Regions from separate parts of the Mus musculus genome. Here region 2 is linked to region 1. A link is a loop called in an ENCODE intact Hi-C map of the cell type or tissue named here. Cell type or tissue: left cerebral cortex. All regions are shown on one strand. Each heading gives the region's core, and the rest is flanking DNA. Links, peaks and the distances in the headings are about the cores only. Region 1 has its middle 12 kb from the start of Ccr8. Region 2 overlaps Ttc21a (tetratricopeptide repeat domain 21A).

The links. A loop is a pair of places that touch in the nucleus more often than their neighbours do. Peaks named below come from ENCODE experiments on the same cell type or tissue, not always from the same donor. Only the 100,000 strongest peaks of a DNase experiment are listed, where the experiment ranks them.
Region 2: it touches region 1 in a loop (2.6-fold over the local background); 4 of 42 quality-filtered maps call a loop at or near these places.

The regions. Positions count from the first base shown.
Region 1 is chr9:120,076,254-120,084,584 of GRCm38, forward strand. No RefSeq gene overlaps it. Among named protein-coding and RNA genes, the nearest start is that of Ccr8, 12 kb to the right of the region's middle. In left cerebral cortex, for the core only: CTCF peaks have their summits at 4,667 (motif pointing left), 4,867 and 5,196 (motif pointing right); DNase peaks (open chromatin) are centred at 1,639, 4,500 and 5,922.
Region 2 is chr9:119,942,184-119,950,514 of GRCm38, forward strand. Ttc21a (tetratricopeptide repeat domain 21A) reads left to right here. Exons shown (of 29, transcript NM_028735.3): 5 at 389-511; 6 at 1,634-1,791; 7 at 2,762-2,846; 8 at 3,300-3,398; 9 at 4,436-4,628. Among named protein-coding and RNA genes, the nearest start is that of Ttc21a, 8.7 kb to the left of the region's middle. In left cerebral cortex, for the core only: a CTCF peak has its summit at 3,525 (motif pointing right); no DNase peak of the experiment used is centred there.

The DNA.
Region 1 (8,331 bases), core at 60-8,059:
TCCTTATATTTTGTATAGTTGAGAAATCATGTTTATAAATATTTTGAACTCAACTAGAGTTCTTTCCTACAGCTTTATGGGCTGTCCTGAAGGTCACACAGCATTCATCTTTTTTTTTTTTTTTTGGTTTTTTGAGACAGGATTTCTCTGTGTAGCCCTGGCTGTCCTGGAACTCACTCTGTAGACCAGGCTGGCCTCGAACTCAGAAATCCGCCTGCCTCTGCCTCCCAAGTGCTCCACCATGCCCGGCTCATCATTTTGCTAAGGACATTAGACACACCCTCACTGGATTCAAGCTGTCTCTGATTATCATGGAGTTATTAACCTTGGTAGAGAAGACACTCCCCCAAAAGAGTAAAATATACAACCAAGCCTTACAACCATAAACATTCATGGAAGTCCATGCCCTGCTGGCTCTGCTCCAGGGGCAGGAAACATGTCACATTGTCCCTTGCCCATGGCCATGCAGGACTGGGCACATGTGGAGGTCAGAGCTCAGTGTGAGGCATCCTTGGTTGCTCCCTACCTGTTTTGGGGAGTGGGAGGGGCTTACCTAGGGGCTGGAGGGAGGATGAAGAGAGAATGCAGGGTGGGGGAAGAGGAAGGAGGCAGAAGCAGGAGGAGATAAAGCCAACCAGCCACTGAGTTTTCAGTTGGAGTGGCCAATGGCCACGCTATCCAAGTATGCCTGGGGAGGTTTGCGAGTTCACAGTCATTGAGATAGCAAAGGCATTTTAAGATTAACTGGTGTGTGTGTGTGTGTGTGCTGTTGTTGTTGTTGTTGTTTTGTATCCGTGGATTCAGGGGAATCTGGGTAGAGGCTGGTAGCGCAATCCTCCCAGAGCTTAAAGTGGAGTAGCAAAACTACACACAACATTGATCTTCATTTCAAGATGTCAGAAGCACTGGTGAGAAGTAGAGAAGGGTTAGAAACAGCAGCTTAATCAGCGGTACCTCTAATGTTCTAGGCCATGAAACAATGAAGACTTTTTAAAAAGGCTGAGGTGACGCCATCCACAAAGTGTTTGTTGTATAAGCATTAGGACCCGGGATTCATACCAGAACCCATGTGAAAATCACATAGTGGCATGCGCTTGTAATCCCAGCACCAGGAAGGCAAAGACGGGAGCTCATCTGGGGCTCAATGGCCACAGAGCCTAACCTGTTCTGTGAGCTCCAGGCCAATGAGAGATACTGTCTCAAAAAACTAAGATCGGTCCTGAGGGACTACACCTGAAGTTTACTTCTGACCTCCATACACACATGTGTGTGCCCCACACAAACATGCAACCACATGCACACGCAAAAAGTGGAGAGAAAAGACAATGTGCCTGAAGAGAAGCAGGATGAAGTGTTAAGCCAACAGAATTTCAAGTGCGCATGCCTGTCTGCTCTCTGGTATGAAAGGCTAGTTACAACAATGTAACAGGTGGGTCTCCACTCCTTTATCCAGCGGCAACTGCTAATGCCATTTTGCGAAGTGCTATTGTGGGTGAAATCAAACCTAAAAAGCCCAAACTCTCATCTCAACTCAGAAGATGTCTCCAGAGAAAGAAAAAAAGTGCTGTGATTGAATACACATTAAACCAGAAGCCCAGCCACCACGCAAAATCCTGCCCACCACGTACAACCCACTGTGGTAAGAGCTGGGAGTGGAACTCAGCCTGGACATGCCTGGCAAGCACTCCACCATGTGACTACAATCCAGCTCTTAGGTTTTGTTTTCCTACTTTAATTTATTCGTTGATAATTTCATGCTTATGTAATCCATTCTGGTCACACACATCCCTCCAACTCCCTTACTTATCCCACTGTGGACAACCCGCATTTCTCCCAACAAGTTCCCCCATGTCTTTTTACTTTGTTTCTATTTTTGTTTCCTGACCCACTTAACCAGGGCCATTCATGTGGACATGGACATGAAGTTACCCATCAGGTCGAGATGAACTCACAGTGGCTTCAGAAGCCATCGAATTAATTTAAGCCACATTCAATTAATTTAAATATTAGTGCAGCAGGAGGCCTGTGATTGGCCAGGGAAAAGCCTGCCACAGACTTCTGCTTCTCAAGGACTCCCCTGGGTGGGGTGGGGAATCCATGAGACCTTCACCTGTCTGTGAAGATGTTTCTGGGCTCAGGCTTGTGCAGACTCTTGCAGGCAACCACAGCTCCTGTGAGCTCGTGAGTACAAGGGCTCTGCCACATTAACTTCCGTTTGCAACAAAGAAACGGTTCTTTGAAAAGGCTGAGAACTGCACCAGTCTATAGGTAGAAACATGAATATTAGGAAGGCAGTCTGACAATGTTCATTTAGCAATACAAAAGTTGCATGCCCTCTTTTGCTTTTGACCTCCCCAGTTGTGGGCCTTTGACCAGATGCACAACACCAAGCATGACCTTTCTTCTGCAGAGTGGGCATCAGGTCCAAGTGTAGATGAGTAGGCTACCCCTATAACCTATGTACTGCTATTGTACTGGTAGGCACGCCTTGTCTGGCAAGTTGCTATTGTAGCATGTAAGGTCTGATACCGAGGAAGACCATTGCTGACCCTGCTCTCCCACTTACCTGCAAAGTAGCTTCCATGAAGGCTATACAGAAGGGATGAAGCTTCCAGCGCAGTTCCAGCATGGCTTCTCTGTATTCTGCAACCAACGTGTGTTTTGTCTTCAGCAATAGGGTCTTACGATCCTGTTCTTGTGGCCAACCAAGAAGCTCTTAGGTTTGCTTTTGTTGTTGTTGTTTTTTATTTTTGTTGCTGTTTTTTTGAGGTAGGGTCTCACACTATAGTGTAGGCTGCTACATCTTTTATGATAGCCAGAAAACCTCGTTCTTCAATCTTTCCTCACATTGACTAATTGCATTTAGACTCTTACGGAGAGAGATTTCAGCTGGTGTGTGTGTCAAGTGACATTAAAGTTATTTTGTGCAAAATGAGAATACGATATTGTAGCTGTCCAGTAGCCATGAATTAACTGGGTTACCTGAAAGGGGATTGGAAATGAAAAAGGAATGGGGTAGGAGAGAAGGATGAAGCCAAGACAAAGTTTCTGATCAAGGTTCAAAGTTCAATTTTCAGCGCTGTGTTTATATAGGGAAAACCCACAGATCTATCCTTTGTTTCAGGTGGATTGAGTTGCAAAGCAAGATCACCAGGTGGTCAACTCCTCAAAGCTCCAGTAGGGAACTGCAAATGCTGGGAGGCCAGCTAGGTTGTAAAACCATTGGGGGTTTGTTCAGCCTGCTCAAGGCTGGGGGGAGTGCACATGATATTATGAGTTTTAAGGGATCTTGACGTTGTGTGTTATTTGACTTATGGTGTCATTCGTGATACTTATCTGGTTACTTTAAAATTAAAAAATAAACAATTTGGGGCTGGAGAGATGATTCAGCAGCTAAGAACACTGAGTGCTCCTCCCGAGGACATGGATTTGGCTCCCAGCACCTCATGGTGGCTCACATTTGTCTATAACTCCTGTTTCAGGGGGGGTCAAATTCCTTCTTCTGACCTCCACGGGCATTGTATTCATATGATGCACATTCATAAATGTAAGCACCCGCACATACATGCCAGTTGTCACCAGCTGGAGGAATGCTCCTTCAACACCAGAGAGTGGAGTTAGCGGATTGTTGTTGTTGTTGTTGAGATGGAACTAGTTATAAAAGGCTATTTGGGTTGAGTGTTTTCATCTGCAGCAGGCTGCCTTGTACACCTAAAACCAGAATCCTTTCACAGAACACAGGTGCTAGGTGAGTGATTTTTAAACATCAATGGACTTTGTCACTTGTTAGCTTTCTTGATCACGACATCAGGAGGAAGGAGGGAGGGAGGAAGGAAGGAAGAAAACCCTGAAATCTGATAAAAACGCTTTTAGCAACAAATCAGGTTCTAAATCAACACGCAAAACCAGCAGCTTCTCTTGTACCGGGGTGGCTATGCTAAGAAAGCAGTAGGAAGACAGTCTTGCAGACCTTGATGCAAGCGAAGAGAAAGTGCAGTGTATACGCGTGTAAAACTAAAAAAAAAAAAAAAAAAAAAAAGAGAGAGAGAGAGACTGTTGCAAGACTTAAAACTCTGAAACAACTAAATATTGGCTTGTGCCTGAAACTTGGGAGCCTGGCTTGCTGGGAGTCAGCAGATTGCTGCTAATTGGCTATAGAGACAGTCTGTGTTTCAAAAAACAAAACAAAACACCAAACCAAAAAAAAAAAAAAAAAAAAACTAGAAACAAGCATAAGAAACTAGGGAGAAGATACAAGCATCATGCTTCTGATGAGACCCCAGATACTCAGGATTCCAGTGTTGAGAACCGACAAGTCGGGTGTGGTGGCGTGAGACTTGATGGATGGGACTGCCTCCTGCCCAAAGCTTCTGGGTAGCAAAGGTGACCACCCACGGAAGTCCCCATTGCAGCCAGAGTTTCATCCTCACAGACACACACTGGCTTCTCAGAGGCTCCCTACAGAGTTGTGACTCTATTCCACATTGGCAGGCATCCCATGTTTTCCTTAAAAATCTGGAAGCAGTGCCTAGAGAAATGGCTCAGCAGTCAAAACCACTAGCTGCTTTTCCAGAGGACCCAACTTTCATACCTAGCACCCAAGTAAATCAGTGGCTTACAGCCACTCACAACTCCAGCTCCAGTGTGTCTGGCGCCCTCTTCTGGCCTCTTAGGGCACATACACTCATGTGGCACACAAACCCATATACAAATAAAACAAAAAAATTTTTTTTCTTTGAAAATCTGGATGCAAGCCTTCACAGCCCTGCGACTCGTGTATTCTGTATGACTGTAAAAGATGTGCCATGGGAACAAAGCTAAGGACAAGCTCTGCCACTAGCTTGTGCAGTAGCCGGGCCCTGGGCAGAGCTGCAGCAGCCACTAATGTCTGCATGACAGGGTCTGAGAAAATGCTTCCTCAGGAAACCTTGCTCAAGCAGCACACCCCTCATGGAAATACTCTAAAATAAAAATCTTTCCAATGCATATATAGCTTTACACCTTGAAGCCTGCAATAGATAGGTGGGGGGTCTGTAAGTTTCTTAATGCACTGAAGGCACCTTTTCTGTTATCCCGATATGCATCACCTTTCTTCTTCAAGTTTTATTTTATGTGTATAGTTGCTTTGCATGTCTGTACATGTGTCATGTGTACGGAGTGCCCACGGAGGCCAGAAGAGGGCGCCAGATCCCACTGGAGCAGAGTTACAGATGCTTGTGAGCTGCCATGTGGGTTCTGGGAGCTGATCCTTCCTCGGCAGCCAGTGCTCCTAACCGATGAACTGTCTCTCCAGCCCACTTGGCTCTCAAAGTGTCTTCAGTTTTTCTAGGACACAGGTAAAACAGAGTGTAACCTGGGGCTCAGTAAAACAAAACACAAAATAAGTAAACTTATAAAACCCCACACAAGTGGAGTACAAGCATCCATCGCTCTGTGCTCCCTGACTGTGGACACCCTGTGGCCAGCATCCATTGCTCTGTGCTCCCTGACTGTGGACACCCTGTGGCCAGCATCCATTGCTCTGTGCTCCCTGACTGTGGACATCCTGTGGCCAGCATCCATTGCTCTGTGCTCCCTGACTGTGGACACCCTGTGGCCAGCATCCATTGCTCTGTGCTCCCTGACTGTGGACTCTCTGTGGCCAGCATCCATTGCTCTGTGCTCCCTGACTGTGGACTCCCTGTGACCAGCTGCCTCACACTTCTGCCATCTTACCTTCTTTTCCTCTTGCTGTGATAGGTATTCTGACAATCGCAGGGAGAGAGGGCTGATCCTGACTCGAGGCTCCTGGGCAAGGTTCACCCAAGGCTCCTGGACGTGGCCCACTGTGGCAGAGAAGTTGAGAGCCCTTGGTCACAGCATATTCATAACCAGGATGGGTGAGCAGGCTGCTGCTCAGCTCCCTTTCTGTGCTCACATAGTCCGGGATCCCAGCCAGGGAACAGACAGCCCACAGTGAGGCTGTCTTCCCGCTTCAATGAAAACAATCAGAATTATTAATCCCCACAGTCATGTTTTGGGCCAATGACTCCAGATCCTGTCAATCTGACAGTTAACACCAAAAACCACCTCCACTGTGATGGACTGTGCTCTTTTTAAACTGGGGGCCAAAATAAGCCCTGCCTTCCCTGTCTTTGCTTTATCACAAGAACTAACTAATCTGGAGAACTCACCCAGTGGCTCACACAGTGACATTAAGATGGGGGTGGAGGGGGACCACAGTGAGGTTGGGATGTGATATATGAGAGAATATATTAATTAAAAACATGGTTGCTGTTGATGGGTTTCAGCTAGGAACTGCTACCTGGTGCAGATGCAAGGCAGACAGAAGAAGGTAGTTTCAGGTATGGGTGTGTGTGTGGTGGTGGTGGTAGTGGAATCAGATGGCAGGAAGTGTGGGGCTTCCCTTCCCTGCTGTCCCAGACCTGGGTACTTTTGTGGTGGACGGCTCACACTGAGGCATGCCTTTCCTATTTCTTGGCTCTTCTCATGTCCCTGTCTTACCCAGCTCATTGAGCCTCAGGGCCTCAGCCTCCCTCCTCCTCTTTTCCTTCCTCTGCCTCCTCCAGGTTCTCACCTTGCCCACAAGAACAGACAGACAGACAGACAGACAGACAGACAGAGCTAAAACTGGAACTTCAAAAGATGCCGTCTTTGTGGCATTCTCTGAAGATGGTTCTGCCTGTGTGGTGAGGTTTGTGATGGCTTTCTTGAGATGTAGGCTCATTGACGTCAAAGGTCTCATTAGCATCAAGTCCATCCATGAACAAATGTGTTCCAAGCCTTACTGTGTGTTAGGGCTATTGTGTGAGCTGGTGCCATTTCTGAGCCATTCCGCCTATTGTGTAACAGAGGAGAGGGGCGGACCCTGGTATAAAAACAATGGTACCCATTTGAGTTACCCCCCCCCCCACCACCTTTCAGGCTGCAGAGGAGACTCCTAGTGTTGCTGGGAGATGGCCACTGTGCTCAGGCCTCTGTGGCTTTGCCTTGACTGAAGAAAGACACCAAGTCAAAGGTCAAGATCCCTCCTGAAGCTTCTTGTATCTGCTGGCGGCCCAGCACGTGGGTGTGAGCATCTGGCTTCCTCTTTTCATCCAGGAGACAACTCCAGAGTTCCCTGTGATAAGAGCTGGGGTAACACCACAGCGTGGTTCCTCTGTGCCCACCACAGCATGGCTTCTCTGTGCCCACCACAGCGTGGCTCCTCTGTGCCCACCACAGCGTGGCTTCTCTGTGCCCACAGGTCTCCACTCCCTGCTGTCCCACAGGTGCCACACTGAAGGGCATGTACTCGGGCTCAGGTCCACACTGAAGGGCATGCACTCGGGCTTAGGTCCACCCTGAAGGTGTGCGCTCCGGCTCAGGTCCACCCTGAAGGACATGCACTCCCGCTCAGGTCCACACTGAAGGGTGTGTTCCGGCTCAGGTCCACACTGAAGGGTGCGCTCCGGCTCAGGTTCTGCTCTCACACCATCCTGACTGAGCAGGTCCTTGCGCGTGTTTCTTACCTCACCTGCTCTGAGAGACTCTAGAGCTCACTTCACTCTCCTCCTACAGAGCAAGAAAGATGCTGGAGATCAAATCACAGATTCCTGCCCCGCCGCGACTGAGCAGAGCCTCTTTGTTTTTATTCTGGCTCTTCTAAACCTTAGGCTGGGCCAGGTGAGGGAAGCTTTGAGTCCCACAGAAACTGTCCACCATGAGTACCCGGAAGTTCAGAGGCTGAGCGTAGAGGGTGCCTAGCCTCAGTAGCACCTGTCATGGAGAATGGACACAGACCTAGAAATTGAGTTTATCGATGATTATAATAAATTCTTCTTCTCCCTAGCTCTTCCACCTGTTGCCTAAACCAGGTGTGGTAACTCAGTGCAATCCCAGCACCGAGGAGGCTGAGGACAGTGATCTGGGGCTCACAGATGGCTCTAAGTTCAGTGAGATACTCTGCCTCAAAAAATAAGGTAGAGTTTGAAGAAGACAGACAACATCAACCTCTGGCACCCCCCTCTCCGAATACATGCACACACATATGCATACATACACATGCACACATACACACACACAGGAGATTTCAGGAAAACTCAGAGACTGAGTCTCCACCCATCTGGAACACATTTTAAACATTCTCCACAATCCTAGAAAAGGATAAAATTGAGAATGCTTGAGAATGTCTAGGAACCGTAATCATCATTTACTCGTAGGACGTAAGTCGTGAACAAAGCCATCGGAGTCTCTGCACATGCCGTGAAGATAAGTCAGATAACTCGCCATCTGCAGCCTTGTACCTCACACCGGCACACAAGATGCCTTGTGATAAAAAGCATCCTTCTG
Region 2 (8,331 bases), core at 80-8,079, 130 kb before region 1:
AGTCCTACCCAAGCCCCAGTACTGGTAACCTGACTGCCTGTGTCCAGGACATGGGGAGAGGGGCGAGGGCGTCCCTCCATAAGGAGCAATGAAGAGCTGTGAAGAGTGGTAGAGATGCGTGAAAACCAGGCCCCTGGGTGTGGGATGGGGGTTCCCAGGCTAAGCTGTAACCAAGTCCTTTACCAGATGTATGAGGCCCGATCTGGAAAGTAAGAGGTGTCAGGGTGTTGCAGGCAGTGCAGGCAGGGGACACCACCTGGCAGAGGAGCCTCCCAGCGGGATCTGCACAAGACGATGCGGCCTACCAGGTGGAGGGCAGGGCACCAGCGGCTGGGGCAGAGGCTGGACAGGACGCAGAACTTCACCTTTCCCCTTGTTCTTGTCCCAGGGCTATGTGCTCAAAGGCTGGGTGGACCTTACCTCCAGTAAACCCCACGTTGTGAAGAAATCCATCAAGTACCTGGAACAAGGAACTCAAGACACCAAAGATGTGCTAGGGCTCATGGGCAAGGTGAGCGGCTGAGGGGGCGGGGCGTGCAGGTTGGGGGGTGGGGAGGGTAGGAGTGGGGGCGCAGAGGTGCCACGAGCAAGCCTAGCCGGGAGTCCCCGGTCTGGTCTCTGGAGGTAGAGGTCTGCCAGGTGACCTCAGGCCAGATCTGAGATCCAGAGCCAGCAAGCAGCCCAGGGTCACAGCAGTCCAGAGCCCAACTCCTTCCAGCTCCGTGTGACCATCCTTCTGGGTGTGTGTTGTATTGTTTGGCGAGCCAGGGAGTTGACCCCAGGGCTCTGCACACACTAGGCAAGCACTCTGCCACTGAGCTACATCCCTAGCTCCTGTTTTGAGACAGGCCCTCACTTATCCAAGGCTGGCCCTTGTACTCACTAATGTAGCTAAGGCTAGCCTTGAGCTCCCGGTTCTCCTGCTTCCACCTCCCAAATGTTGGCAAGACACAAGGTCAGACAAGAGTGGGAGGGACCAGGGAGACCCTCTTGGTCCTGCCAGGGACTGTGACCTCTGACCCTCCTCCCCTTTGGCCTGGCTCTCTGTCTCTTCTGCACCTCTGACTTTTACTACCCCCCAGATATCTCCCCACTTGTTAACGTTACTCAACGGCCACCAGAAAAGGAAGGTGTATACTTTACATGTTTTGAATTTCTGATCTTAATTTGAATGAAAATCTTTTTTTTCTTTTATGACCCTCATTGACTTAGTGTTTGAGGGAAGAAAACTGTTCTCTTACTATCTTCTGTGTGTCTGTCTGTCCTTACAAAATCCTTAAGTCACAGGAAAGGGGAAGGAGAGAGACAGGAAAACCACATGCAAGAACTCTGCCAACTGAGCTACATCCTGGCCCTTAAGCCTTTTTGGAAGTCCTGCCCTGGCCTCAGGACTCCTGGTAGGGCACCCCAGGGGGAAGCAGTAACTGACACTGGGCTGCTGAGGAGGCCAGGATCCCCAGACACAAACAATAAGCAGCTTCCCAGCCTAGCTGGCAGGTAGGCCCCCCACAGTTAAACTCTGGGCCTTTGGGCTACGGGCCCAGCCAGAAGGATCTGCAGTGCCCAGCGTGATCTCCCCTCCCCCTAACAAGTGAACAGGACCCGGCATCACATGGAAGGTCTTCTCCCCCAGGCAACGTACTTCATGACACAACAGAACTTCTCTGGGGCCCTGGAGGTGGCGAACCAGGTCACCTTGGCCTGCAGCAACTTCCTGCCCGCTTTAGTCCTGAAGATGAAGCTGTTCCTGGCTCGGCAGGATTGGGATCAGACGATAGAAACCGGACAAAGGTGAGGGACGCACTACTTGCCAGGAATCCTCCCTTTTAGATGGTTGGGGTGCTGGCGGTGGAACACAGGGCTTTGTGTATACGCTCTGCCAGGGAGCTATAGCCTCAGCCCTTTAAGATTTTTATCTTGAGCCAGGCAGTGGTGGCGCACACCTTTAATCCCAGCACTTGGGAGGCAGAGGCAGGCGGATTTCTGAGTTCGAGGCCAGCCTGGTCTACAAAGTGAGTTCCAGGACAGCCAGGGCTACACAGAGAAACCCTGTCTTGAAATACAAACAAACAAACAAAAAAATCTGAAGAGGCCAGAGAGATGACTCAGCAGCTAAAAGCACAGGCTGCTATTCCAGAAGACTCAGGTTCAATTCCCGGCACCCACGTGGCAGCTCACACCTGTCTGTAACTCTGGTTCCAGGGTATCTGACACCCTCACACAGACAAAAGGGCAGGCAAAACGCCAATGCACGCAATATAAAATTAATAAATTATGTTTTCTTATAAATTTTTTTAAGTCTTCAGGCACACCAGAAGAGAGTGTCAGATCTCATTATGGATGGTTGTGAGCCACCATGTGGTTGCTGGGATTTGAACTCAGGACCTTCGGAAGAGCAGTCAGTGCTCTTACCCACTGAGCCATGTCTCCAGCCCCTTATAAATTTTTCTAAAGATTTATTATGTATACAGCGTTCCTCCAGCATGTATGCCCGCAGGCCAGAACAGGGCACCAGATCTCACTATAGATGGTTATGAGCCACCATGTGGTTGCTGGGAATTGAACTCAGGACCTCTGGAAGAGCAGCCAGTGCTCTTAACCGCTGAGCCATCTCTCCAGCCTCTTAATAAATTGTTTTTAAAACACAAGTCTAAAAATAAAAAGTAGGAATGGATGTTAAAATGAAATCAGATCCTTCTAGCATCCCGTCCGGCCACGCTGTGAATACGATCAGTTCATATGACTTCCCTTTCTATTGCAGAATCCTTGAAAAAGACGAAAACAATATTGATGCCTGGCAAATTCTAGCTGTGCACGAGCTGGTGAAAGAAGGGAACACGGACAGAGTAAGTTGCCTCAAGACTCAGAAGCTCAGCCTGGGGACACATCTGTAATCCCAGGAGTCGGGCAGGATGATCAGAGATGAGTTCAGGTCAAAACCCTGTCCGTCCAAAAAAGACAGACAGACAGAGAGCAGGAGTCTGACTCAGCTGAGCAATGAACAGATACAATACGAGGAGGAACCCACTGCACCCCAACCCCAGCCCCAACCCCAGCCCCAGCCCACACCCAAACCCAGCCCTGGCTTTTGAATAGTGGGACATACACCATCCTTTGACAAGGCCAGCAATGCAGAGAAAGGAAGTTCTCCCATCTGTAGAGCTCTGAGATGTGTCCCAGGGGAAAACCCTTGAAAAGGACCCTGACATCATCCCTTGGAGAAACAAGAACTCATGCGTGCTAAGGCAAGCACTCTGCCAGCCAAGCTGTGCCCCCAACATTGCCTGTTGTCCCCGCAGGCTGCCGACCGGGTCAGAAACCTCATCAAGGCGCTAGAGACTGGAGAGCCCCACAATCCAAACCTACATCTTAAGAAGATCCTTGTAATCAGCAGGCTGGTAAGTAGGTGGTGCCCCATTTCTGACCTACCCCCTGCCCTTTATGCTCCAAGCACCCAACCCCCTCTCCTTCTGCCTGGGCCTCTGCCCTTCTCTGGCTGCAAACAGTGACATGATGCGGCCACTAGGAGGCGCCACAGTGACCAGGAAGTTGGGGTCTGAAGGGCTTTTACAGTGGTGCCCCTACTAGGGAGAGAAGGTACCTGCATCTGCTTCGCAGAATCACACCAGCCGTGACCCACCTCCTCCTGGCAGTAACCTGACCGACAGCCCACCTGGGCCTGTGACGTCAAAGGTCCAAACAGACCAAGTTGCCATAGAGTTTGTCTTTTGTAAAGCCTTCACCTCCCAAGCAAGGTTTGCAGGAAGAAAACGAAGAATCAGGCCAACCCCTGGGCTGCAGGAACCAGACTGGGGCTCCTAGGTGCCACTGGGTGACTGTCGCCCTCCATGTGTGTGTCCGAGTGTCTGAATTTCTCAGCTCTGTCCTCAAGTGGCAACGGACATGGTTTGCCATGGCTACTTCTCATAAACAAGCTTTTCAACAAGCCTTAACTAGAAACAAACAAACAAAAGCAAACGCCTCCTGGTAGGAGGCTGAGAGTGGTGGTACGCACCTGTGATGTAGAAGCAAGAGGATAGAGAGTTCAAAGCCAGCCTCAGCTACATAGCAAGTTCAAAGCCAGCCTGGGCTACTGCGCTACAGAAGACCCTGTTACTAAAACAAAACAACCTGTAGGTAACTACCGAGATCATCAGTTACTGTGACCAGCCAAGGGCACATCCAGAAGAGCCTGTGGCCAGAGGATGGATAGATAGATAGATAGATAGATAGATAGATAGATAGATAGATAGATAGATAGATAGATAGATAGATAGAAAAAAATCCCAGATGCCTCATGGGCTCTTTGGGACCTCCCCAGCTGTGAACCCCCCACCCCTCCACACACACATACACGCACACACATCTGATGTATCTTCACCCAGGCACATTGGGCTGACAAGACTCTTTGTTCCCATATGTCCACTCTTGGCAGTGTGGGAGGCACCAGGTGGTCCATCGGCTTGTGAGCGGCTTCCTGGAGCGCATCTTTATGGCCACACCTTCCTGTGCCCTTGTGGCCACAGAGCTGGGCTACCTCTTCATCCTACACCAACAAGTGAAGGAAGCCTGTCTGTGGTACAAGGAGGCCATGAAGCTGGAGGAGAACAGGCTGGCTGCCTTGGCAGGTCTCTGAAGGCTGGGCTGGGCAGGGCAGGGTGATAGCCCAGTGGGGTGTGTGCCTAGGAACATTCTCTCCAGACCACGTGTGAGTTTGGGGGTTACTGTACCATGGAGTCTTCCTGTGAACCCACCAATACAGTTAGTTGGAAGGTTCAGGACCAATTGGGAACCACCATCCCGTCCACACTGACCCATGGCACAGCTGTGGCACCCAAATCCTACTTTACCAGGAGAGTGGTAGTCTGATGCTCATTCTGGTGGTCCTGCCCCTTCTTGGTTCCCACAAGCCAGAAGTGGAGATGTCCTCTGCCCCCCACCCCCTGACATGCACACACACACACACACACACACTTGTATATGCATCCTGACCTCCCTCTGAGAGCTCTCTGCAGGTTTCTTTACTGTCTGTCCTGATAACTTGCTTTATCTTGTGTGTAAGGATCAAATGACTTTCCCAAAGGCTCCACTTTTTAATTTTTAATTTTCTTTATTTGTTTGTTTGGTTGTTTGGTTTTGGTTTTTCAAGGCAGGGTTCCTCTGTGTAGTCCTGGCTGTCCTGGAACTCACTCTGTAGACCAGGCTGGCCTCGAACTCAGAAATCCACCTGCCTCTGCCTTCTGAGTGCTGGGATTAAAGGTGTGCACCGCCACACCTGGCTGGTGCTGTATTTTTAATCCAGGGCTTTATACATAGTGAAGCTCTCTACAAATTAAGTGACATCACCCTTTCCTTTATTCCCAGCTGGCATCCCCGACTTTTCTATACTTTTTTTTTTTTTTTAACAGCTCAACTCCAGTCTCTCTGTGTTCTCTGGGGCACTGGGGTTTGCTTGGGGTGGAGGAAGCTGGCTCAGTGCTTGGAGCAACTGTTCTTGGCTAGCCCTGAGGGGCTGAGTATTGAGGTCCCTTGGTCTAAGCTCAGGCCTCCCTGAGAGATAGTGTAGTTATCAGAGCAGTTAAAACTTTCTGGTCAGCACATTAGGCCCTCACACCAACACCTCTCCTCCATCATCTATCTATCTATCTATCTATCTATCTATCTATCTATCTATCTATCTATCTATCTATCCATCCATCCATCCATCCATCCATCCATCCATCCATCCATCCATCTATCTATCTATCTATCTATCTATCTATCTATCTATCTATCTATCTATTATTTAGAGAGAAGATCTTTTGTAGTACGGCCTGACCTCAAACTTAATATAGCTGAAAATGGCCTTGAGCCAGCCCTCCCGCCTCTGCCCCCAGTGTTGGCATTACAGGCATAGAACATGAAGGCTTTGATTTGATTTTGTTTTATTTTATTTATTAGTGTGCATTTGTACAATGCCGTGGCACACATATGGAGACCAGAGGACATCTTTGATTTTCTTCCACCTTTATGTCGGTCCCAGGGAATCCAAGTCAGGTCACCAGGCTTATGCAGCGAGCACCTTTATCTGCCGAGCACTCTGGCCAGCCCTGATGGCATTCTTAAAAGATGACTCCAAGCTGGATGTGGTGACACATGACTTTAATCCCAGCCCTCGGGAGTCAGGGACAGTCAGATCTCTGTGAGTTTGAGGCCATCCTGGTCTACATAGAGAACTCCAGAACAGCCAGGGCCACGATAAACAAACAAGCAAGCAAACAAGGGAATTTAAAAGAAGACTCCATTGCAAGTGTGCTAGAAGGGAAAAGTGACATTAGCAGACCAGAAGTTTCAAGAACCTCAGAGGCAGACAGTGTCACGCTCGGGAAGTCCAAGCATGACTAGAAACCTGTGAGCCAACATAGGCAGGGGTGAGCCAGCCAAAGACCAAAGCTGGGCATGGTGGCCATGTCTGCCACTCCAGACCTCTGAAGACTGAGGCAGAGGATTCTGAGTTCAAGACCATCCTCCCCACCCAGAGACCCTGTCTTCAGAAAACAACAAAATGAGCAGACCAGCTTTCTCCAAAGAGTCCCAGGGAATATCAGGGTATCAGAGGCAGAGAGCAAAAGCTCACAGTGGGACAGATATCCAGGAAGTGGATTGTGAGAACATTCAAGGAGACCCTTACAGAGAACTGGAGGGAAGAGAGTATTGCCCCAGAGGACCCCTCATCACCGCCATGAAAGTCTCAGCACGGCTCAGCACACAGGCAGATCTCCTGAGGCATTCACTCACCACACTGACTCCTTCCCAGCTTCCTCATTTCAGGGAAGGCCCCGGCAGGGAACCAGAGGGAAGCCAGCTGCTTACAAGTCTGCCTCACACCAATCTGACCCAGGACAAGCTCAGCCCTTCACTTGCTGGAGTCCCCATCTCAGCTGACCCAGAGGGGCAAGTCAGGGGGAGGTGCCAGCCTGAGCTTGCAAGTTCTACCAACTACCCCAGGCTCAGTCTTTGTACTTCTGGATCTGCAAGCAGTGTGCAGGGCAGGGGTTGTCCAGTGGGTCACGCAAATCAGGGGGCCTCTAGGAAGCAAAGTCAAGCCCCAAAGCCTGGGACTTCCCAGTGATTGAAGTGAAGGGCACCATCAGCTGGGAGGAGAGGATCGTGAGTTCAAGATCACCCTCAGCTCTGTAGAGTTTGAGGCCAGCCTAGGCTTACATGAGACACCGTCTTGAAAATAATAATGATTAAAAATAAGTTAATCACCCTAGTATATAAAAAGAAACTGGTGGACATTGCCTAGTAGAGTGTCTGCCACCACCACCATAAAAAAAAAATCACCCCAAACAAAAGGCAGGGGGTGGGGTGAGGCTGCAAATAGGAAATTCACAATCTAATTAAAGTCACTAACTGGCTGGAGAGTGGCTCAGCAGTTAAGAGCACTGACTGCTCTTCCAGAGGTCCTGAGTTCAAATCCCAGCAACCATATGGTGGCTCACAACCATCTGTAATGGGATAGGATGCCCCCTTCGTGTGTATCTGAAGACAGCTACAGTGAACCCATATACATTAAATAAATAAACCTTTAAAACAATTAAAATAAAATAAAAAGTTACTAACTAAAAACTATAAAAATGTTCACTCCCCCTAATAATCAAAAGAATATGGACTAGAACTCATCCCCTGAGTGGGAGAGGGAGCGCAGGTGCCCACAGGGGTCAGAAGAGGGTGTCGGATCCCCTGAGCTGCGGTTGCAGGCAGTTTCGAGCCCTCTTGTGAGTGCTAGGAACCTGACTCAGGTCCTCTGCCGGAACCGCAGCGCTCTTACCAGCTGTGTCTACCTCCAGCTCGCCCTGTCACATTGGACTGGTAAGATTGAATGTGTCTGAGACTGGAACGAATGATATGTCTCAATTCTTAGCAGGGAAGGCAGGATGGCTGCGTGGGTAAAGTGGCCACCAGCAAGCCTGATGACCTGAGTTCAGTCCCCAGGGCCCACCAAGGACAGAACTGGCTCCCACTGGTTGCCTTCTGACCCTCACGAGTGCAACATGGCAGACATGCTCATGCGCATTGCACACACATACCCAGGGCTTCGTGCACGCTATACCCTGGACCCCCAAATGTGGATCTTTGAGTAGCTGTGTGTACATTAATAACAAATACTTAGAAAAATGTCCGAAGGGTTAAGCCCCAAGTTCTTAATGGTGGTTATCACTGGAGCTGATTTTAAAGCTAACATATGAATGAGGGATCATTGTTGTCTTCCTGCTTCCGTTCCCTGCCCCCTCTTCAGTTTGTAAAGACATGAGGACACAGCCTGGGGTGCCTCCTTCCTCCTCAGTC